5 separate regions of the Homo sapiens genome follow, and all the other regions are linked to region 1. The links are chromatin loops, found by intact Hi-C in ENCODE. Cell type or tissue: Calu3. All regions are shown on one strand.

The links. Hi-C counts contacts between places; a loop is a spot of excess contacts. Peaks named below come from ENCODE experiments on the same cell type or tissue, not always from the same donor. Only the 100,000 strongest peaks of a DNase experiment are listed, where the experiment ranks them.
Region 2: a loop joins it to region 1, with 9 times the contacts of the local background. A loop is called at or near these places in 69 of 110 quality-filtered maps.
Region 3: a loop joins it to region 1, with 7 times the contacts of the local background. A loop is called at or near these places in 14 of 110 quality-filtered maps.
Region 4: it touches region 1 in a loop (4-fold over the local background); 5 of 110 quality-filtered maps call a loop at or near these places.
Region 5: a loop joins it to region 1, with 9 times the contacts of the local background. A loop is called at or near these places in 10 of 110 quality-filtered maps.

Annotation. Positions count from the first base shown.
Region 1 is chr12:81,624,813-81,629,812 of GRCh38, forward strand. The region is part of intron 4 of PPFIA2 (PPFI scaffold protein A2); the gene reads right to left. Among named protein-coding and RNA genes, the nearest start is that of PPFIA2, 130 kb to the right of the region's middle. In Calu3, no CTCF peak of the experiment used is centred here; a DNase peak (open chromatin) is centred at 2,959.
Region 2 is chr12:81,449,341-81,454,340 of GRCh38, forward strand. The region is part of intron 5 of PPFIA2 (PPFI scaffold protein A2); the gene reads right to left. All of the region lies in intron 1 of PPFIA2-AS2 (PPFIA2 antisense RNA 2), which reads left to right. Among named protein-coding and RNA genes, the nearest start is that of PPFIA2-AS2, 35 kb to the left of the region's middle. In Calu3, a CTCF peak has its summit at 1,981 (motif pointing right); a DNase peak (open chromatin) is centred at 2,031.
Region 3 is chr12:81,326,714-81,331,713 of GRCh38, forward strand. The region is part of intron 21 of PPFIA2 (PPFI scaffold protein A2); the gene reads right to left. Among named protein-coding and RNA genes, the nearest start is that of PPFIA2-AS1, 50 kb to the left of the region's middle. In Calu3, a CTCF peak has its summit at 2,626; a DNase peak (open chromatin) is centred at 2,608.
Region 4 is chr12:80,409,498-80,414,497 of GRCh38, forward strand. No RefSeq gene overlaps it. Among named protein-coding and RNA genes, the nearest start is that of PTPRQ, 32 kb to the right of the region's middle. In Calu3, a CTCF peak has its summit at 3,042 (motif pointing right); a DNase peak (open chromatin) is centred at 3,064.
Region 5 is chr12:81,266,184-81,271,183 of GRCh38, forward strand. PPFIA2 (PPFI scaffold protein A2) reads right to left here. Exons shown (of 33, transcript NM_003625.5): 29 at 1,729-1,904; 30 at 769-837. Among named protein-coding and RNA genes, the nearest start is that of PPFIA2-AS1, 11 kb to the right of the region's middle. In Calu3, no CTCF peak of the experiment used is centred here; no DNase peak of the experiment used is centred here.

The sequences.
Region 1 (5,000 bases):
CAGAGACTCAGAAGGGGGAGGGTGGAGGGTGACCAGGGATAAAAAACTACACATTAGGTACAGTGTACACTACTCGGGGAACAGGCACACTAAAATCCCAGAATTCACCACTATGTAATTCATCCATGTAACAAAAATCCACTTGCACCCCAAAAACTATTGAAATAACAAAACAAAAATAAATCAATACATACATTGCTAAAAATGTATGGCAGTATGGGAAATGTCACTACGATCCCTAAATAAACTGATTTTATTATATAAAGACTATATTATACACACACAATATGTTTGTATGAATAGATATAAATTATACATATGTGTGTATACATATATACACACATATATATATCTGTATGACTACATAAGTATGCTGTATATAAAGAACAGCATGGATGTCAGAAATGTATCTTTTCAGCTCATGAGAATCATGAGGTTCCTAGTTGCTAAAACTATGTACTTACACACTTTAAATGGGGTCATGATCAGGGCCTAAACATATTAATCTCTGTAAGTCAAATATGTCGAGGTTGTCTATAATGTGTTTGATTTGCATGGACATGTCCTAAGCACTTGGAAAGAGTTGTGAAGGAGGAATTTTCACAAGACAAAAATCAAACCACATATAATAAATAGTATGATATATATGTGATGACCTGACTAGGAATTTGATGGCATGAGTTGAATCCTGGCTCTGATACATTGTGTAGTTGAATCCTGGCTCTGATACATTGTGTAGTATCTATTATGTGTCACTAGGTAAGATACTTAACTTTTGAAATCATGATTTCTAAGGCTGTTAATGAATTTTAATGACACAAACCTGAAAGAAAAGATTCTTGCAACCATTATATTTGGACATCTAATTTAAGGATAATTAGTATTGTAGGTATTAAAATAAAATATTGATTGATTTCATTTATATATTACCTCTGCTACCCTCCAACATTTTTCTAAACATTATTATAATTTCCTGATTTATTTGCCCTTCCTTCTACTTTTACTTCCTGTAGCTATTTTATATATTATTAAATATATTATAAATATAGTATATTATAGTATATTATTTATACATAAGATATAGTATATAGCCTTTGGTGTTTGTCAAAGAGAGAGAAATGATGCCTAAGTCACAGAAAGAGAAAGGGATAATTCTCAATAACAAAAATTGTCACATTTCCTTAAAAAACCTCAACCACAGGGCTCTACTAAGTTGACAGAAATGTCCAGTTTCAAAAGCAAAATATATAAAGCTCATATTTGTTATTCCTTTTCTAAATTTGATTCATAGGTCTTCAAGTTATCAATTCATGCTGTTATTTACAAGATTGTAGATTAACTTTACGTATATTTCCTAATTAAAGGAACATCAAACTACGTAGAGGATTCATACTAGGTTAAAAAAAAGGGGGTGGGATGGGGGCTCTAAAGCTATCTAAAATAATAACTTTCTGTAAGTTGGAAAATAAACTATTTTCAAGCTTTTTATGTTGTTCATCAAAGGAATATTTTCTTCTAAAGTGGCCTATTCCAACTTATAAAACCCCAAATTTTAAGGCTACATTATATGATCTGAGGCATCATCCAAATATAATTGCATGATATATTTGATCCAATATTATTAAAACCTTATTAAATTTAACAAATGGCATAATCTTGAAAATTAAGGCATGTAACCAAATAAACACAATGTTGGGATATGAATAGAATTTATCTCTTGTGCTGTTTGAGTCACCCTGCAGTATGTCTGGTAGGATGGGCAAAGTACTGCAAACAATGACAAAATTAATAAAACTGGAATTGTGTGCTGCACATTATGTTCTTGGCAGGAAATAAGGTGATGCTATTATAAAGGACACCTGCTTCCAGAAATTCAATTAGAGGACTCTACTGCATTATTTTCCTAGGAACAAAAGTTAAAGTACATTTTGGACGATGTGTATTATTTTGGGGATTGTTGGGGTGAGATGTTAGGGTGAGCAAGGATTTTTGAGGTACTCAGTATGCCAAATCATTCTTTATTCTCTAGACACTTTTTCATCTTGATGTAAAATTTAATCATTTTATACTACACTACCTTGAATCATAGAGAAATACACAAATTAGTAATTGATCTATTTTACCTATCAAAACTATTTTAATCCATAAAGGATACTTTTTTGCCTCAGGTCTCATTTGATGTGCTTGAAAGCAGGTAATGGTATTATCAATGATTATGCAAGGTCTCAAAATCCATGACTATCTTTAAAAAGCAAGAGTCATTTTGATAGTTGAAAGAAGAATGATGGTTATCAGAGGCTGACAAGGGTAATGGGATGGGGAGGGACAAAAAGGGGCTGATAAATGGATACAAATTAAAATGAGCATCTATTTATAATAGATAATAGGAATAAAATCCAAAGTTTGGTAGTACAATAGGGTAACTGTGGTTAACAATAAGTTATTGAATATTTCAACATAACTAGAGGAGTGGGCCTAAAATGTTTGTAACACAAATAAATGATAAATGTTTGAGGTTATGGATTTCCCAGTTAGCCTGATTTTATCATTATACATTTTATACTTATAACAAAATATCTCATGTACCCCATAAATATGTGCAACTATTATGTACCCATTAAATTAAAATTGTTTTAAAAAACAAAGAATGTCACTCTCCTAGGAAAGTACTGACAGTCTGTTGCAACTGTTTTTCCAAGACATCATTACTAGAAAGATGTCATCTGATTCCCGTGTCACACATGGGATATATCTATTACATAACTCTCAATACCACAATCTAAAGGGCAATGTAGACATTAATTTGTCTCAGTTGATTTTCCAGTTTGAAAAAAATTGAAATGGAACTCTTTTATACATTCTGACAATAATGCTAAGTTCATGATCCAAGTTACCTAAGACGCACATATTAAACGTTGCAGAGGTTTTTCCTTGGAATTTCAATTACTTTCATAGGTTGCCCTCTTGTGGCCATCTGTAAAGCTACTAACAACAAAATGAAAACATTGTATGTCTTTTTTTCCATCTAGTAAATGCTTCGAGGGTTTGTTAACACATGGTATCTTAAAATTGACTTAATAATATGTCAGGACAAAATTGAAATGAAAAATCTTAAATATGAATTATAGACAAAATCTTGATTGCTGAAAATTCAGTATTGGCTACAATAAAATTATTCAATAAATACAATACCTAAGTATATGAGAGTTTGCTATGATTATTTATTAATTTTTAAACCATGGGCATTCATTGATTCATGAAGTTGATATAAGGCTTTCATTTCCTAAAATAAAGTTCCAATGTTATACTTCATATAATTTCAGGAGAAAGGATATTTTAAGATATCATAAGATGATTTAAAAAATTCTTTTTTTGAACTGACATATTTAATCAACCGAGCACCTCTATCATCAAAGATGGATTAAGTAACAACATGAATACAATCAGGCATTTAAGGTATTAAGCATCAATTGATCCCAAGCTACCTATTTAAGCTTTCCTTATTTGTAAAAGAAGTTTGAGCCACATGATCTCGACTAAATCCACAATCCACTTTCTTTTACCTTTTTTTTTTTTTTTTTTTTTGATATGGCTCACTCTGTCACCCAGGCTGGAGTGCAGTGGCGTGATCTTGGCTCACTACAACCTCCAACTCCCAGGTTTAAGGGATTCTCCTGTCTCAGCCTCCTAAGTAGCTGGGACTACTGGCATGCACCACCATGTCTGGCTGATTGCTTTGTATTTTTAACGGAGACGGGGTTTCACCATGTTGGCCAGCCTGGTTTCGAACTCCTGACCTCAAGTGTTCCATTTGTCTTGGCCTCCCAAAGTGCTGGGATTACAGGTGTGAGACACCACGTCCAGTCATAACATCTACTTTCTATGTGTCCTACTTCTAGTTAGCAAGAACTGATTAGCAATCAATAGCTCCTTTCTCTTTTTTCTTTTTTCACTTCCTCCAACTGATTTCTAGAATGCAAGTCAAAATATCTATTGAGTCCTCTTTGTTTGAAGCTGCTGTTTCCTGGTCACATTTGCAGGTTTCAGAAGCCATTCTTTTTAGAGCAAAGGGATCCAATTGCACATAAGGCCTATAGCCTCCTGTTGTTTTCAGTGCTCAAATACTCAGGAGTGGCCCAGAGCCAATACAATGGAGGAAAAGGACCACAGGCAGAGAGATGCTGAGCACACTGCCCTGGGTAATCTAAATTAGTTGACCTTTCTACCTCTTCCAGAAGGGATATGTGCCAAAAGATAAGGTAAAACCAGCTCAGTATGCACCATCACAATGAGAAATGAACATAAATGAGATCATACGAGCTTTGAAAATGTTTATGTAACAAGGATTCAGGTTATTTATATATAATATGAATTTTTTAATTGTATAATATAATCAATTACTATAAAAAATTTAGATTCCATTGAATGAGCTTCAATATTATATTCTAACTAGGTAGAAATTTAAAATGTAGGAATCATTTAAAATACATTTTTGGTACGAAAAGCCTTTAAGATTAAAAATAACTGATTAATGACCACTACATTTTTTCAGTAAATCAATAATTAGTCTTTTTAACAGTTAGAAACTCTCTTTTAATTTTTTGGGGTTGGGGGAGGGCTGGATCTTTCATCTTCAAACATCACCTCTCTCATCCATTCATTACCATCTATACTCAATGCCCTCTCTTCCACAGATTCAGGTTTGTGATTAATCAGTAAGGAACTTATGGAAGGAGTGCTTAATAGGTCACAGAGCTACCCAAAACCTGAGAAACCTGGCTTGGAAAATAGAAACAAGGATGAAACGCTTAGGAGTAACCTGGATCACACTAAACATTAACCTTTCATTCCAGCACCCATCAAGTGAGGACACTTGTCACAGAACACTAAATGTCACTGATTTTCCAACTTCCACTGCACCCTACATGGTCCCACTAGGCCCTAGGTCACTGTTGCCTTTAAGAAATGAACACTGCTGTTGTTGGTGAGCCACTACACAG
Region 2 (5,000 bases), 180 kb before region 1:
TTAAAGAGGAGGCAGTTTTTCCTCACTATAATAAACCCCCTTTTTGGATATAGATTTGCTTTCTCTAATGACCATACTTCTACCAGAAACACCATCTTACCGAGTTTTTGCTTACAGTCATGTTATGATATACAACATTACTTCAGACAAAAAAAAAAAAACAAAAAAAAATCTGATTTTACAGTGAAAAGAGTAATGCAATTGATGGGTGCTCCCAGGGACCCCGGATTTTATCACACCATTACATCATTTAGAAGTAGCTGAACTTATAGAATGGTTAAATAAGCCAAGACTTTTTTTTATTTTTTATTATTATACTGTAAGTTCTAGGGTACATGTGCACAACGTGCAGGTTTATTACATATGTATACATGTGCCATGTTGGTGTGCTGCACCCATTAACTCGTCATTTACATTAGGTATATCTCCTAATGCTATCCCTCCCCCCTCCCCCCGACCCCATGACAGGCCCTGGTGTGTGATGTTCCCCTTCCTGTGTCCAAATGTTCTCATTGTTCAATTCCCACCTATGAGTGAAAACATGCGGTGTTTGGTTTTTTGTCCTTGCAATAGTTTGCTGAGAATGATGGTTTCCAGCTTCATCCATGTCCCTACAAAGGACATGGACTCATCCTTTTTTATGGCTGCATAGTATTCCATGGTTTATATGTGCCACATTTTCTCAATCCAGTCTATCATTGATGGACATTTGGGTTAGTTCCAAGTCTTTGGTATTGTGAATAGTGCTGCAATAAACATAAGTGTGCATGTGTCTTTATAGCATCATGATTTATAATCCTTTGGGTATATACCCAGTAATGGGATGGCTGGGTCAAATGGTATTTCTAGTTCTAGATCCTTGAGGAATTGCCACACTGTCTTCCACAACGGTTGAACTAGTTTACAGTCCCACCAACAGTGCAAAAGTGTTCCTATTTCTCCACATCCTCTCCAGCACCTGTTGTTTCCTCACTTTGTAATGATTGCCATTCTAACTGGTGTGAGATGGTATCTCATTGTGGTTTTGATTTGCATTCCTCTGATGGCCAGTGATGGTGAGCATTTTTTCATGTGTCTGTTGGCTGCACAAATGTCCTTTTGAGAAGTGTCTGTTCGTATCCTTCGCCCACTTTTTGATAGGGTTGTTTGTTTTTTTTCTTGTAAATTTGTTTGAGTTCTTTGTAGATTCTGGATATTAGCCCTTTGTCAGATGAGTAGGTTGCAAAAATTTTCTCCCATTCTGTAGCTTGCCTGTTCACTCTGATGGTATTTTCTTTTGCTGTGCAGAAGCTCTTTAGTTTAATTAGATCCCATTTGTCAATTTTGGCTTTTGTTGCCATTGCTTTTGGTGTTTTAGACATGAAGTCCTATCATCCCTATGTCCTGAATGGTATTGCCTAGGTTTTCTTCTAGGGTTTTTATGGTTTTAGGTCTAACATTTAAGTCTTTAATCCATCTTGAATTAATTTTTGTATAAGGTGTAAGGAAGGGATCCAGTTTCAGCTTTCTACATGTGGCTAGCCAGTTGACCCAGCACAATTCAAGCTTGGACATAATACATTGCTAAGTAGGAATTCTATCATCCTGGAATTAGTATATCCTCAGAACTACTGATAGAAATAAGATAGAGTTTCTTTCTTGGAATAGCTATGGATCCATGTATGTAAGTCCAGAAACCAAGGTTTATAATTGGAATTCATAACTGCCAACTAGGACCTGTGACTAGTGGAGAAAAGAGGATCATTCCTTTTTTGTTGACACACATACACACGCTCACATACAGACACACACACTATATATACACACACGCATGCATGTTTGTGTGTGAATATATATATATAATGTACATTAATACATTATTCTCTTTTCTGTTTTCTGTACCCTGTTACCATCTTTTACCCATTAATTATCCCCATTTTCTACCCCTCCCCCTGACTGTTTGATAGTTCCTCACAATCCAAATCCCATCTTCCCAGTAACATTTCTTGGGAATGTTTACCACTAGGTGGCAGACCTGTGACTTAAGATCAGTCAACCAGACCTGACCACCCTGGGAGTTAGCCTGACGGGGCAGAGAGGAACCATGCTGGGAAGGGGTAGTGGCAGAGGCTGCGTGTTTCTGGGACTGGGCTTGTGAGAAAAATTTACAAAGCTAAGAAATGTGGTCCTAGAGACTGTCTGAAAGCTCAGTTTAGAGATTTCTTATATGCTTTAATTAATGTCTTTATTTAAACAGCCAAGCTATATACTCTGTTTTGTGCAATTAGGAACTCTCATCTACATGATAATAAAAACCAAATATGTTTTTATTAATATAAACAGACTCCTTAAGGGATGAACGATTTCACTTATCCCCAATACCAAGGAAAATATTCTACATAATAAGTACTTAATACTTGTTGAATTGGGTTAATGATAAACATCAATTATTCAGATTGAAGAATATGGACAAAAATGTTCTCATCTGGCATATATATATGGCCTAATTTAAGGTTAAAAATAAAAGTAAATAAATTAAGAGTACAAAAAGTGATACTTAGCTAAGATACCATTAACAATCTACTAATTACACACCTTCACTGGGAGCTACAACTTTAGCCTAATATTTAATAATTCTCACAGAAAGTACAAATGGAACTCTCTTTGGTATACTCAAAGGATTGTAGAGACTATGTGAATGGCCATGAATCCTATGTTTGAATTTTCTTTAAATGACCACAGGTTCTATGTGTATACACACATATGTATCATATATTCACACACAGACACACACACACACACCCACACAAACCCACACATCATGCGTCATTGGGAATTTTTTGGACTAAGTTTTGCCTTGAAAAGCAAGATGGCCCAGGTAATCTAAATCTTTTATTTTACTATGATTCTGTAAGGATTTCTAAAACTATATAACTTCCTATTAGATCTTAATTCAACAAAACCTTGTGAATAGTTATTTCCAATTATAAATGGCACTGAAACAGAAACACATTCTTCCCTGTAGACTAATGTGGCTGCTGTAATATGGTCATATAGCATGACATTAACATCTGAAAACGAAAACCTTTAAATTGGTTGCCTTCTTACTCAACCCACTCCATATCTTTTACCCTCAAATATCGTTTAAAATCCCATGTTTCTTATGCTCATGTTTGATTATGAAATTGAAATAGCTGTTGGGAGGGCGTATGTCCTATCCTATTTACTCTTGTACTGATCATATCCTATCATAGAACTTTCATAAATAACTATATACGCACATGCATGTACACATATGTAGAATCTTTATCTGTTTTCAGCTGAGAAGGTCTTCCTTTTCTGAATTGGACCGTATTTTCTACCCATTGATGAAATACATTTGGATGACATTATTAACTCGTACAGGCAGAGATTTGTCAATAAGAAAAAATTTTTCTTTAGTAGTGATGGGTGTCTAATTGTATCTCAATATCTGTTAAGATAATTCCTTTGGCTCAAAACAAAAGTGAGGGCATGGTAAGAAATGTGTCAAATGCAATTATGTCTTCTTTTTAAGTTTATGATCCATGAGATTAAGTTACAGCTTTATTATTTATAACTAGGTATTAATACTGTTTCTTGAAATCATAACAATATGAATACTGTTTCTCAAAACCATAACGTTTTTCTTTTTTTTTAATTTTTTTTTATTATACTTTAAGTTTTAGGGTACATGTGCACATTGTGCAGGTTAGTTACATATGTATACATGTGCCATGCTGGTGCGCTGCACCCACTAACTCGTCATCTAGCATTAGGTATATCTCCCAGTGCTATCCCTCCCCCCTCCCCCCACCCCACCACAGTCCCCAGAGTGTGATATTCCCCTTCCTGTGTCCATGTGATCTCATTGTTCAATTCCCACCTATGAGTGAGAATTCAAAGTCACACAATAGTTACATTCTAAAACATTATGAACAATTTAAAACATCCTTTGAGATCTTCAGCTATAAAAATAGTTGAAACAACTCCGACAATAAAAATGTTCTTCACGCTGACATTCACAGGCAATAACTATACAAAAATTCCCAGTTTTTCTTTACCTCTTCATTAGTTCAGATAACTTTGTCAAAACATGTCTTATTGATCATTTTGAGTTGAAATAACATCAGGAATAAATTATTTTCTATAAATATAACCTTCTGTAAATATATACTTGCCAAAGTATGGTCAGAGGAGTTTTAGGAATAACAAATTTTGTTTCAATATTTTTTCTACATTTTTATCAGTATAAAAATATTGAACAAAAACTTCTTTGTATGTTTCTATAAATATCCACTATAATTTTTTGAAATTTCTATTTTTGTATAATTGTTTATAATATTATAATGATTTTATTAGGATATTCTTAATTTAATAACTTGAGGCAGTTGGATTTAAGAACAACTGCAGTGATGACTGATTTTCTTTCATTCACTCAAATTTTTGCAATGTCAACGAGGTGTTTCTGTGGAGAAAACATAATACATGGCCAGGACATACATTTCAGCTTTGACCTCAGAATAAAAACATAGCAGATTGACTTTCCACATGACTAACACAAAATAAAGTAGGATTGAATTACAAAAATTTAAATAGGCCAGGAGCAGTGGCTCATGCCTGTAATCCCAGCACTTTGGGAGGTGAAGACGGGCCGACTGCTTGAGCCCAGGAGTTCGAGACAAGTCCAGGCAACATGGCAAAACCCCATCTCTACAAAAAATAACAGAAATTAGCTGGGTATGGTGGCATGTGGCTATAGTCCCAGCTACTTGGGAGGCTGAGGTGGGAAGATCACCTGAGTCCAGGGAACTCTAGGCTGCAGTGAACCATGATTGTGCCACTGCACTCCAGCCTGAGCAAGAGTGAGACCTCGTCTCAAAAGAATTAAAAAAAGAAAAAAATAAATTTGAACAAACTGTATTCTTCTTTGAACATAATACCTTTGCATCACATGTGAATTGTGGGTGACATAGGAATATGATTTCTTAAATACATAGTCT
Region 3 (5,000 bases), 300 kb before region 1:
AATTGAAAAATAAGGACTTACTCCTATGTTCTGAAGTCGAGCTAAATGAAAATGCTCACTATTTTTAAATGAGTTAAGGTATATACTTTTTTTAATAAAAGAAAATTAAACTCCAGTTAAGGTCAAGATTAGGTAGAAAGATTTAAGCTAATATAAACTCTCACAAAGACTATGCAAGAAATTTCATCACTATATCAGTAAATAACTATTGAAGACAACTTTTGCTCTTCTCTCATTGTAGTGGACACTTCCTTACTTAACATTTGCAGGACTCGACCAAGATATGGTTTCTCTTTAGCAAAGTAAAATATCTTACCAAGGTGCCAAAAGCAAATTTTGATGTTACTGTTTTTAATACTTTATTTTACCAAATAATTTATAATACTGGATAATATTAACTTGGGAACATTGATATAAATAAATTAATCTCATTCCTGATAACCTTTTTACTGAACTATATAATTTTTTAAAAGTCTCCTTTAATTAAAAACACATTTATTGCTGTATAGATCTAATTCAGAGATGTGGAGTTTGAGGGCCAAAATTTGTTTTAGTTATTATTCACATGTTTAATGAATACGGGTACTTAAATCTTTTTTTATTATGAAAGATTTTTCTTCTTGGTATGGATTAGGAAAGCCTTCTACTGGTGACTAAAGTACTCTTGGGAAAGAAACATTTTCAAATGGGAAATTTTCCATTATGTACAGTGAGTGCATATTTTCATTTTATTTCTCTCATCTGTATATTTGCCTTACTGTATATCAATAAATTATTATTCATAGTCTTCAAATAATAATAAAAATGTTTTCTTGAAATGTAAATGAAAATGAATGAGTCACTTAAAAGTTATAAAATTCTTGAATGGTCCATATAGGGACATAGAGATTGATGAGGCAGACATATTCAATAAACAAGGAAAGATTTTCAACCACCAGGTGGCTAGATGAATCAGGCTTTTATTCTTCTGAGCAATATAAGAACATTTAAATTATGATTTAAATTTATTCATATACCCAAAATTTTAATAGAAAAAAATCACATTTTTAAATAATAAAACTTGAAATAAAAGCAAAGAAAAATCTAGGAATATTTTGTGAGTTAAATCTAGACATTTTATTTTCTCATAACTATAAAATAAAAAGCATGAAGAACTTAGAAATACTCGGAGTATTGCAAAATCTAGTATCTTTTTTCAAAGCATTTGATAGATAACTGGAACTACATCCTACTCAAAAATGCCAAGTACAAATGGGACGTAAGGCCATTGTAAGTAAAGCTATTTTTAAGCAACACATTCAGGCCAGTGCGCTTAACCAGGAGAAAAGTCCCAGCAAGTGCATATTTTCAGCCCAATTAAAACACTTCTGAGGGAGGACATTTTTTCACAGAATTGACCTAGCTGCTTCACTCATCTAATGTTTATCTTTCCACATACTTGATAAACTAGCTGGTAAGGGTGACCTTAGCCAAACCAGCTTACTAATTATTTTACTCTATGGATGATTATCTAAATCCAGTGAGAGTCTGTCTCATTCTTGTCTAGGCATCAGTGGGCTCATATGGCTATGTGAACTTCAGAAATATCTATTTATCTATACCAATATTTTATTCACTCCCTACATGTGACTATTAAGCTCTTGAAATGTGCCTAATTCAGATGATGTATTGTAAGTGTAAAATACACACCAGGTTTTGAAAACGTGGTAGAAAAATACATGTAATTCATAAATTTTAAGTGATCATGTGTTAAAATGAGATTATTGTTTCTATATCAGGTTAAATAAAATATAGGATTAAAATTAATCCCACCTATCTCTTTTAACTTTTCTTAATGTAGCTACCAGAAAATTTAAAATTACATATGTGGTTCACATTTGTGGCTTATATTGTATCAATGTTGGCCAGCACTATATACCAGAGTTTCTACCTGGATACAGTACATCCACAGAGGGAATGTAAATGTTTGTGTATGTTGAGGGAGGGTGCATTTTTTTGGGTATTATAATGATTGGCACATATTGGACAGGGGACAAGGATTCTAAACATCCTTCATTAAATAGAGAAACTGCAGCTTGTTTCTTTTTTCTTTTTTTCTTTCTTTCTTTTTTTTTTTTTTTTAAACAGGGTCTCAGTCTCTCTCAGACTGGAGTGCAGTGGTGCCATCAGAGCTCACTGCAGCCTCAAACTCCTGAACTCAACCCATCCTCCTCCCAAGTAGCTGGGACTATAGATGTGTGCCACTATGCCCGGCTAGTTTTTCTATTTTTTGTAGAGATGAGGTCTTGCTATGTTGCTTAGGCAGGTCTTCAACTGCTGGCCTCAAGGGATCCTTTGACTTTGGCCTCCCAAAGCACTGGGATTACAGATGTGAGCCACCATGCCTGGCCTAGCTTGTCATTCTCAAAATGATGAGTGCCTCAGAGGAGAAACACTGGCCTGTGGAAACTAGGGGTTACTCATTCTTCAGGAGGTCTATTAGGAAACTATGTGGAAAGAACACAATGAACTCCACCCCTTTCATGGCCTGAAGTGCTTGGGCTTGAAGGTTTGAGTCCCATGATTCAGCAGACTACTTACATAATAAATTGTTTATCACCTTGTCAGGGTCCGCCTAGTGGTTGGGCATGAGCAAGGCAGCCTTCTTGCCCTCAAAGTTTTCTTGGCTATCACTCAGGCATCTTTACTTTTGTGAGGCCTTCGAGGACTTGGAATTATTGAGGGCAAGACCACTCCTAAGGTGTGACAGGCACAGTCAAGGATTTTTTTTTGCCAGCCCCTCTTCCTGTGTAAACAGTTTTGAACCACCAAAAAATCAGTGGGACAACGATCTACTGATTCAATCTCATACAATACCATTCTTGCCAGTGGGAGCGAGGGATCCAATTGCCAGACCACCCTCTTGAAAACAGGGTCAGACCACTGTCTCAGGATGACTCCATAGATGCGACTCACTAGGCTCCCTGGGGCATCTGGTCGAGTGCATGCGTGGCGTAGAGTGTCAAAGAAAACCCTGAAGGGGAGAAACAGGGACCCAGGCTCCTGCTGTTTGGCTGGATCGGGCAACATGTCCAGATGGCACTACTTCCCTTCTGGTCCCAGTGTCTGAACGGTAACTGAGAACATTTCGATGCTTCCAGTGATTAGACCCCGGGTCCGGGTCTCAGCTGGGGGTGCCTTGCCCAGATGGCACTGCCAGCCCTGAACTTTCCCAGACATCAGAGGGAGTCTTAAAATTTTTCAAGGAAGTTGCTACAAAATGTAGGGCTTGCGAAGGCTCAGGGCTCAGGGCACAGGAAGGAAACTCACATGCCTAGATCTGTGGATGGAACTAGTTGGAGGTATCTATTCATTTGGATTGTGAAGGTGTGGAAGTTGTTAGAATCAAAATGGAGTCACTATTGTTAAGAAAATCCTGGCAAGTAGAGCCAGGGAAGGCCATGAACAGAGGATTCTCATGCTCCTACGCACGATAGCAACAACAACAACAACAAAAGACCCTACGAAAGCCACAACCTTGCACGAAGGCCATTGCAATCCCATGCCAAAAAATATTTTTATAGGTATATCTGTCTGGCAATTGCCTGTCCAACCTCTGACTGGTGGCACGCTTGTTATTAATTTGAGTAGCCAAAGATAATTATTTCAAAAAATTATGTAATGTTCTTAATTTTTTGCCTTTAAAAATCTTTGTCTTCCTTTCCTTCCCTGAGTATACACATAGTTTATAGTTTACTATGACATACATATTCTTATCACAATGCTCTATTCCTAAATAAACATCTTTTCTTTTAGAGAGCATCTCTATTTGGTATTTAGGTCAACAAAGACAAATATCTCCCCATTTCCCAGTCCTTAAATTTCATTCAAAATCACTTATTTCATATTGGCCCTTGAGATACAAGTCTGTAGAAATTGCTTGACAAACCCATATTGCAAGGCCTCTGTCCTTCCATTTGTCCAGCAGAGGTCTCTGTCATTGTGTGAAAAAGAGATCTCTAACTACTACAATCTGCTGATGATTGGTGGCTTCATCTTTCTTTCAGTAGAACTGTCTTCATCATTAATAAATAGCACATGGTTTGTATTAAAACACATTTGAATTTATAAATTGTTACTTAATTGTTCAACATCTGTTAGTCTGTTAGCTATCCGGAGACTGTATCTATACACAGTGCCTGGCTCATAAAGGGTATGTAACAAATACAGTCATAATTGGAGCTAAATACTACTTTATTTAAAGAAAGACCCTTTCACTATGCAGAGCATGAGTCATTTCTAATGGACACTTTGTGGAATTTACATTGTAACTATTGGTTCCTTAGCACCAAGGAACAATCTAAGTTTTGGCGTAAAGGCCGACACAGACACCCAAATTTTAGAGGTAGAAAAATACAGTCATGCGCCACATAAAGACCTTTCTGTTAATGATGGGCTGCATTTATGACAGTGTTCCCATAAAACTATAATAGCATATTTTCACTATACCTTTTATGTTTAGGTACACAAATACTTAACCATTGTGTTACGATTGCCTACAGTGTTCAGTACAGTCACATATTGTGGATTTTTTATAGCAACAGGCTATACCTATAGTCTAGGTGTGTAGGTGGCTATTCCATACAGCCTGGGTAGGTAGTAGGTTATATTATTTAGGTTTGTGCAACAAAATCCCCTAAGGGATGCAATTTTTAGAATGTATCCTTATCATTAAACAATGCACGACTGTACTTGTGAAATGATGCTGGTGTACTGCTGAAGCTGTGTTTTTGTCACTGTGAAATTATTTTTTTATTAAGCCTATTATAGTAGGTCAATGAGTTCAGACAATTATAATACAAACTGGCAGATAACCATAAAAGAATTGCCATTTAGAGGCAAAAAAAGCTCTTTAAATGTGTATATTGCTTTTCATACGCATTTAAAGGAAACTTGCTAAAGTGGCCCTAACCTAATAATATATGCATTTTTATACATGCAATTGGGAATTCTGCTTATTC
Region 4 (5,000 bases), 1.2 Mb before region 1:
TTTATTATTTAATTTTAATTTATTTATTTCATTATGGAATTATAATTTGTAATTAAAAATAATTATCTTTTCTATTTTTTCAGTACCTTCTCTGCAGGAAAGCTTTTTGCTTTACATAAAGGATGTTGGAACAACTGAAGTTGTATTATTTGGAATAATTTGAATTTTTGGAATAATTTGAATAAGTGGGTGAAATTGGGATATAAGATTATCATTAAATATTCTTTAGATTATACAGAAGAACAATATTTTGAAAGCATGCCCCCAAATACTACAGAAAAAGCAATTACCCAACTGTTTCCTGGTCATATTTATAGATTTTTACTCTTCGCAATAAATGAATGGGAGGCAAAAACTACTTTAAGTCCAATATTCACTGTAGAAACACGTAAGTTACAAGACACCTGAAAATATAATTTAAAAAATTTTTAATACTGTCATTGGCAGATATTTTATGAGGGTCTGGTATTTTCTCATATAACTCTGGAGATACCTCTGTATTTAATCATTTTAGGCTGGGTGCAGTGGCTCACGCCTGTCAGCCCAGCACTTCGGGAGTCCTAGGCGGGTGGATTGCCTGAGGTCAGGAGTTTGAGACCAGCCTGGCTAACACCGTGAAACCCTGTCTGTACTAAAAATACAAAAATTAGCCAGGCATGGTGGTGCACAACTGTAGTCCCAGCTACTTGGTAGGCTGAGGCAGGAGAATCACTTGAACCCAGGAGGTAGAAGTTGCAGTGGGCTGAGATCATGCCACTGCACTCCAGCCTGGATGACAGAGCAAGACTCTGTCTCAAATAATAATAATAATAATAAGAGTAATAATTTTGTAATCAATCTGTTTATGCGTTGGTTTTTCTGTTAAACTACAAACCTCATGAAGACATGAACTATGTCTTATTTGTCTTACAGTACCAGCTAGAGTAGTGCCTACCTCATAGGGGATGATCAATAAATTTTTGTGGAGCTGTATTTCCGATATGTGCTGAGAGCAGGAAAGGGACAGCTATGCATCCCTGCCTTTAATAGGCTCACACTGGAGACAATTAGTAAAGAATAAAAATAAAAGCAAACAAAACTATACAGCAAAAGAATAACCTAAATATCCAACCAGTGGTGCATTTAATAAATGCTAACTTGAATTCATACAGTAGATGACAGGAGAAGACTCATGGAAAGGAGAGGCTTAGACTGAAATTTGAATGAAGAAAAAGCATGTTGGGAGCAGCAGTGCAGACATAAGAATTTGTGTAAGAAGACTTGTGCAGATTGACTAGAGAAGATAATTTCCTTGGGCATGAGGGTAAAATCAGTGTGGGAGGTAGATGGTGCCAGACTTGGGAGTGGCAGGGGTATCTGTCTCAGATGCTTGGACTTGACCTTAGAAGCAATGGAAATCCATTAAGACTATAGTTTCTAGCACTTGTTTTACATTTTACAAAGCACTTTCAATGCATTATCTCATTCGGTCCTTGCCTCAACCCTGGGAGTAGCTATATAGAAATGAGAAAACTGAACTTCTGGAATGTTAAGTAAACTGACTAGAGTAACATGCTTTGTTAAGCAACCAAGCCACACAAGAACCCAGATGGTCTTATTGTAACTCCTGAGCTGTTGCTCCTAGAGAAAGAATCAAGAATGTGTTAGCACATGTATATTGAGGAGTGGGGGATGGATATAGTTTCGACGCCATGTGCAAGGTACTATAATAAGAAAATTAATCTGGAAGCATTAATTAGGACAATCACTGGCACTGGATGAAATGGTTAGAGTAGGGAAACAGTTCTGTAAAAGGATGAGTGCCTGTGTTGCAGTGATAATAAGAACGAAGAGTGAATAACAAAGTCTCTGCCCTCTAGTCTGACAAGGCAGAAGAGGTAAGAGACATATATAATGTATGACCATTAAATGCCATGCACACTGTTTTGGTAGTGAGAATAGTAAAATAATTATTGAACAATAGCGTGTGGCAAACACTGTGCCAAGTGTTTTACGTTCTTCATCTCATTTAATCTTCACAAAAGCTTTATGAGGTACCTACTAATGTAATTCCCATTTTGCAGTCAGAGGGGGTAGGTAATTTTCTCAGGGAGTGAAACTATAAAGTGGAAGAGCCAGGACTCACCCCCAGTTTTTGTTTCTTTTCCAAGCTAGAGTATTTGGAAATATTGAGAAGTGAGAGAGTATTCTGCCAAATCATGTTACTAAGCAACATATTTTTTGGTTGTCTTTATCTCCCAGGCCCTTTGTCAGCCCAAAATTTCAGAGTTACACATGTTACCATAACAGAAGTATTTTTACACTGGGATCCTCCAGATCCTGTATTTTTTCATCATTACCTTATCACTATTTTGGATGTTGAAAACAATACATCAGAAGAGGTGCTTGTTGAAAAACGCAACACAGCAACCATAGTTGGAGACCTCAAGTCTTTTCATCATTATCTGGTATATCTATTCAGTGTAGCAGAAAGAGGAACTTTAAGTTGCTTGGAGAAACCACTTTCAGTCATTACAGGTAAGCATGGCTGCGTATTGCCTTCTACTAAAAAATTCTAAACTGATAGTTTCTGTTTCTGTGCAATTTCACCGTTATGCAATATATCAATGTAACCTGTACACTTATCCCAAAATCTAAAATAATAAAAAGAAATAGTTAACTGCATATTTCAAAATATTATTTTGCTGATATTTAATTATGTTGATTCTTCATAAGTACAAATAAGTTGAACATGTTTTTGAATGTTGAATCACAATTCTAAGCATGTATTCAAAAATACTAAATTTATTTAGATTTACATGAGCTCTTTAAACATTATTCCAATCTGCATTTTTTTCTACCAAAGTCCCTAGAAGACATCTTTTTTTGTCATAGCCTTGGGTGGAAAATAAATTTATCTTTATTTATCATAAGATAAACAAATTATCACATGAATATTAGTTCACCCAGTTTTTTTTAGTAACACTAGACCCAACGAACAGGTCTGCATATTTTAATCAGTTTTACTTGGTTCTTTATTTTCTCACACTGTGTAATGTATTGACCTCTAGGGGGCAGTCTCATACTAGCATTTTTGGCAAATGCATTTCTACCCTCCTCTTAACCTCCACATAGCAGTTTTTGAATCCTTGTCCAGAACATAATCATTAAAGTAATCGATTGTTTTAATTAATAATTCTATTTATTCCATAAAATATAAGGACGTATTTTTAAAAAGATAAAACATTATCTTACAAAACAATGCATAATTAAGCACATTTTGGCAATATATTCTTATAAGTGTAGTGTGTGTTGTGTATTTGACATGCAGTGTGCAAAGTTCTTTGGAATTTCAACAGCTAAAATTTAAACACCCTAGAGCTGAAGTAGGTGGAATGGAAAACCTGCATGTGCACAGATATAGATTAATTAACCTTCCTATACTTATTGGGAATATTTAAGATTCTTTGAAAATAATAACAATAATAGATACAATTTAATGCTTACTAAAAACCAATGCTTAACATACAAGTATTCAGTATTGCAAATCCTAATAAAAATATTTTTCCAATTGGATAGTAGCAGGTGTTTTCTCTTCTCCAAACTCAGACTAAGTATCCTTCCATTGGCAAATGCTTGGTTTGTTGGGTCCTTTACACTTTAGGAAGGTGCTTTCATTTTTAATTGACAGATGGACTAGGAGGATTTCTCACAGATTTATTAATTTTGAAGTCGACTTAAAATCTTCTAGGAAATATACCTATTTATTTCATAAAAGGTACAATGTGAATCAGCACTTTTAATTTTTTGGGGAGTCATTTGCTGTGTATTTTTACTGTAAGCTGATATACCAGTGCATGTCCAGGATTTAGTAATCCAGTGTTCCTTTACTCTCTAAAGCTTGAGGAATTATTCTTTTTTTCATTCATTATTCACTCAATGAATTATTTTTCAGTATCAGGAACTGAGCTAGGCACTAGAGATACAAAGATGAAGAAGACCTAGTCTCAGTAAGAATGAGACAAATAAGTTAACAGTGATAGTGCCGCATTATAATTGCCATTAGAGTAGTTATGCTGTGGATACTATGGGAACATAGAGAAGGATCAGTTAGCCCAAACTCAGGGTGCCGATGGTCATGGGTAAGTGATGGGCTTAATCATGAAGGAGTAGAAATTAGCCAGCAGGTGACAGTAGGGAGGCAGAAAGATGCTGCAGGTAGAGCAAGCAGCATGTGCCTAGGCAAAGGACAGAGAAAAGACATTCAACAAAGCTGACCTAGGAAAGCTAGAGAAGCCTTTTTGAAGACACTAACATTTGAACATTAGGAATGGCTAGAGAACAGAGGGGCACGTAGGGAGAGTCTAGAAAATGTAAGCTAGGCACAGAATGTGAACACCCTTGATACATACTCTGGAGTATATTTTATTTAGTAACACTGAACCTTTTTGGGGTCATGGAGCCTCTTGAGAATTTAAAAAAAATTAACTCTTATGAAAATGCAAATACATGCACAGACAATTTTGTAAGCAAATTCAGCGCTATCACAGACCCACCAAATCCCAGCGTTTCCTCAATCTCTGCTTATATGTGGCATTCGGTAGATTACATCTAAGTCCTCCACTGCAGTAAATGTTTAAATAGATTTTTAGGTTTTGCAAGAATATAAGAATAATTTTCTGAAGTTGTTTCACCCTGGAATCTTATTGGATAGTGTTTCTAATTGGATTACTCTGGCATTTTCTGATAATTTTACATAAATAATTAACTTAAACATCAGCTACAGTTTTGTGAAATTAAGATATGGGATGCAGACTAAGGGTTCCACCCAGAATATTTTCCTGAGAAGTTAAAATGTGATATTAAATTGTACTGATAAAGAAGTCAACTTTAAAACGGATAAAAGTTCAAATAATAGTTTCGGCAAACTATAAAAATCATAGAGAATTCTTTAAAGATTTTTAAAGTAAAACTACTAAAAAGTTTAAAATTGCATAATTATCCTTAGAGATATGAACTAA
Region 5 (5,000 bases), 360 kb before region 1:
GTAAGGAACACCTGTACTTTGCAACACAGAATTATGCATCTCTTTATTTTCTATTTCATGCTCAGGTTTCCTTCCCACTTCTTCCAGAAAGACCCTGTAGAAAAACTCAGAAAGACTATTAAAATGTCTACAGTCCACAGCATTTGCTGATATCCCTTGTATTCATTCATCTCGGGAGGCTACTTACATGTTTATTATTTTCCAAATAACTTAATATGCACATATTATATAGCGATTCTTATATTCAATATAGCTTTCAAATTCTATGACTGTTAAAATGTTATTAATCTGTTTTGAAGGAAAACTCAGTATCAATATATAAAATAATAAAAAGCTTTCCATTTATTGAAGCAAGTTTTATCCTCATTTTAATTTTCTAAAATTTCCTGGCAAGATATACTGATATTTAAGAAATACACGCACTCTTTATTAAAAAGCTGAATTTATCAACATTAGTGTTTTAACTTTTTTCTAATTTTTTAAAATAATGTTGCCCAACGTTTTGCAGTCACGACTCATAAAAATGTTTTGTAAATTACTGTTTAGTATCTCTACCTGCTGAAATGATAATATTTATGAATTAATATAGCTCTTTCCAAAATTAAGTAATAAGATTGAATATTTAACAACAAACCTGGAGAAAATTATTGATTCTAACCATAGAACAGTCATTTGATTAATTTCCAAGCACTATTCCTTAAAAACAAAGATGTTCTATCATTTTTCTTTTACTCTCTCAGATCTCTTTTGAATAACAGGTGGACTTACTTCATCCAGTCGCCTTTCAGTTCCCAGGGCCAAGAGGTTATTGTATTCTCTTTCAAGAATCTGCCTTGCCTGTTGACGTCAAATTACAGTTACCATCACCGAAATCACATTTTATTTTAAAAATCAAGTAGCTTATATTTATCTGATAATGTATTATAAACCATACTTTATTTATGGGTTTTGAAGTTTTTAGCCCTCCATGTCTGTTATTAGCCATTGTAAATTTTAACTACAAAAAAAACAGGGCTTTTTTTTTTTTTTCTGTGAACAGTAGAGAGACAGTCTTGCATAAACATCTGAGGTCAAGAGGCTTTGGCCTCACTTCGTTACTATATTTCAATTGAGTATTTTGTTTAATCTCTGAAATATGTAAAAACAAAATAAAAAGTGAAACGAGACTGCCAAATTTTTATTGAATCTATGTAGGTAGTTCTCAAACCTGGCCAATGATTATCATTTGAGGAAAGTTTTGATAATAAAGATTCCTATGCCCTATCTCTTGACAACTGATGTCTTAGGACTATGATGTGGGTTGGAGGTTTTATTTTTTATTCATAAGGAACTATACTGATTCAAATTATTATCCAGTTTTGGGAATCACTGACATATCCAATGCTAAGAGTCTGTATAATTCATACATGTAAATAGAAATGACTGCCTCTCAGAGAGGCAGAGACTGATGGCCATCTGTCAGGGATTTCATTTAGTGGAATCTGGCATTCAGGTGGGAGACTGGGCCACATAACTTCGAAATCCCTTTCTTGTTTAATTGTATGATTTTTTTTTTTTTTTTTTTGGCTAGAAATCCACTAGCCTGAAATTAAAACCCCAGTGACATATTTCAAACATTGAGTTAACTTTCATTAACAATCATGAATACACAGCCAATTTTTTTCTAAAAGTTTAGTTTATCATTATATAAACCAGAACACATTGAGACTACAGCAGAAAGTGACTTGCCTGGGTGTTCTGTGTTGGAATCTGTAATAATAAAGCTAAGCTGCTGTAGTCAAAGTTTTCATCCAGGGCTATAAGTGAGCCATGCACACCGCTCTCAAGTATATTATTTGCATATTCTCGAAGTCCAATTGCTTGTATCCAGCGAATAACTCGGTCATTGCTCCACACCAACACGTCTAGGAAAAGAGATGCATCATTTTAGGATGCATTATTTTTCTTTCTTTTTTTTTTTTTTTTTTTTTTTTGAGACGGAGACTCGCTCTGTCGCCCAGGCTGGAGTGCAGTGGCGGGATCTCGGCTCACTGCAAGCTCCGCCTCCCGGGTTCACGCCATTCTCCTGCCTCAGCCTCCCAAGTAGCTGGGACTACAGGCGCCCGCCACTACGCCCGGCTAATTTTTTGTATTTTTAGTAGAGACGGGGTTTCACCGTTTTAGCCGGGATGGTCTCGATCTCCTGACCTCGTGATCCGCCCGCCTCGGCCTCCCAAAGTGCTGGGATTACAGGCGTGAGCCACCGCGCCCGGCGCATTATTTTTCATAGTAGAACCACTGGCTGAAATGAGCCATGGGTATCTGGCCAGGTCACATTTATGCTGATTCATCCACACTCTAATCCATCTGGCTCCCTTCATTTGTGTGTAGTTACTGTTTTAATAATTAATCTTTTCGAGTCTCTATTTAAAAAAGTTGTTATTTTTCAGAGTGTTTGTTATAGCTAAAATGACAGCACTTCAGTCGCGTAGAACACGATGTCTGTGTTTCTTGTTTTCATACTAGAGAACTAGGTGTCTGTCTGAAGTTCAATATTTTTACCATCAGAGGGAGACATTTCTTATTTGTGTCTTGATACACACCTCTTCAGTAAACAGCAGACGAGATTGTAATACTGTCTTTCATCAGAAGTGTTTGTTAACCACTACCTAAACATTGGCATATAGACTAGAAGATTTTTTTTCACCTGAAGTAATATATAAGAACAGAACGGTAAAATAATATAAGGCATCAACAGATGGATACTTACCTTAGTATTATATTTCAATGCATTTTTCCCAATCACATGCTAATGCAAAATTCAAGCACTCAGTCAAATGTCAAAAATTGTTTCCACTCTATTGAAAGTAGTATTCTATTGAGGAAAAAATTTCTTTGATTTTTATTTTCTAAAAATAAAACTTTCAGAGAAAAATGCCGTTTCTTTTTTTTTAGATAAAAACATCAAATTATGTTTTATCATTTATTTTCTTCAATATCTTCCCATTAAAAGTTGACAGAATGCTATATAAAATGAGTAAAATAGTCCGAAGGACTAAAATTGTCCATAGAAAAGAAAGAATTTTAAGAAACTTAAGGGGATATGAGAAAAAAATTAAAACATTTTTACTACCCATAGAAAGGGAAAGGAAACTATAATTACTATTAAAGTAAAAGTAAGTTTTCCTGTCCATTTTTTTTCTTTCTAATGAAGTGCCTAGCTCTTTCAGACAAAGTATAAAAATCTTTCAGGAAATATTCTTCAACTTTAACTGTTTTAAATACCTGTTTCAATAAGCCTTTGAAAAGCATGTTCTAAATAATTATTTTGATGAGTCTTTGAAAATCCTTATTTATCTTATTTTATCCATTTATAACCAACTTAGATGTTCTTGTGTATAACTTTGAAGCAATACAGTGATAGCACAGACCCACAGAGGTCCCCTCATGCAACTTCTCAGGCACCATTCTCACCTAACAGTAACCAATATTCTGACTTCTTTCATTACAGAATCGCCTTGCCCGATTTATTTTTTTTAGCTTTTCATACATAAAATCACCCAATATGTACTTTTTTGTCTGCCTTTCATTCAATATGGAATTTATCTACGCTTTAGCAAATAGCAGTGGCGTGTTCATGATCATTGCTATCTAGCATCCCATTGCATGATTATGCTGCAATGTGTCCATTCTACTGTAGATGGACATGTGAGTAGATTCCACTTTGGGTTATTAAGAATAGTGTTCCTTTGAGGGGGAAAGGGTGGGGGATGGCAAGGGATAAAAAACAACACATCGGGTACAGGGTACACTGCTTGGTTGATGAGTGGACCAAAATGTCAGAAAAATCACCACTAAAGAACTTGTTCATGTAACCTAACACCACCTGTTCCCCAAAAACCTATTGAAATAAAAAAACAATAAATAGTGCTGCTTTGAATATTGTTATACATGGATTTTGTTTTGTATATTTACATGTTGCAGTAGAATAAATAACAAGGAATAGAATTGTTATGTGTTTACTTGTTAGCAGATATTGCTAAGCAAATTCCACTCTCACAATTTAACCTTGCATTATTAATGTCTGAACATCTTCATCTTTACCAATGCTTTGTATTTCTCATTTTTGTTCTTGTTTTGTCTTGCTTTTTTTAGTCATTATGGTAGGTGTGGTATTATGGGTTGAATTGTGTTCCCCAAAATTCTTGTAGAAGCCCTAACTTCCAGTACCTAAGAATGTAACCTTACTTGGATATCAGGTCTTTATAGAAATGATCAATTAAAATGAGTCAATAGAGTGGGCCCAAATTCAATGAGACTGTTATCATTCTTGAATGGCAAAATTTGGAAATAGACATGCACACATGGAGAGCATTATGTGACTATGAAGGCAGGGATCGTGGCGATGTTCCTACCCGCCAAAGAACATCAAAAATTGCCAGCAAATCACCAGAAGTCAGGGGGCGAAGCGAATAGCAGATTCTTTTCAGTAGCAACTGACTCTGCTAACACCTTGGTCTGGAACTTCTAGTGTGTAAAAGTGTGAGACAACACATTTCTGTTGTTTAAGACACACAATCTGTGGTACTTTGATACAGCAGCCCTGACAAACTAATACATGGGGTGTCTCATTGTAGTTTTAATCAGTAACACCCATTATGAACTGAAAACGTCTGCTACTTTTAAGGTTTGTCAGTTTTTACTTTCCATATTTTAAATCTACATATTAGATGTATACTAATTTGCTATATCTTTCCTTCTATTATTTGAAAATAGCCAACTTATTTCTAGTATGTTTCCTGCCTTAAAGTTTATATTCTGATATTAGAAGAATCACAGTAGCTTTGGTTAATATTTGCATGTATACCTCATTTACTAATAAGTTTTCTATGTTCTTATATTGAAAGTGTGTCCATTGTATACAGCATATCATTGTTTTTTAATCTGTCCTTAAATTGAAGTAGTTAGTTCTTGCCCATTTAATATTATTACTTTGATATTTGTGCTGAATTCTACCATCT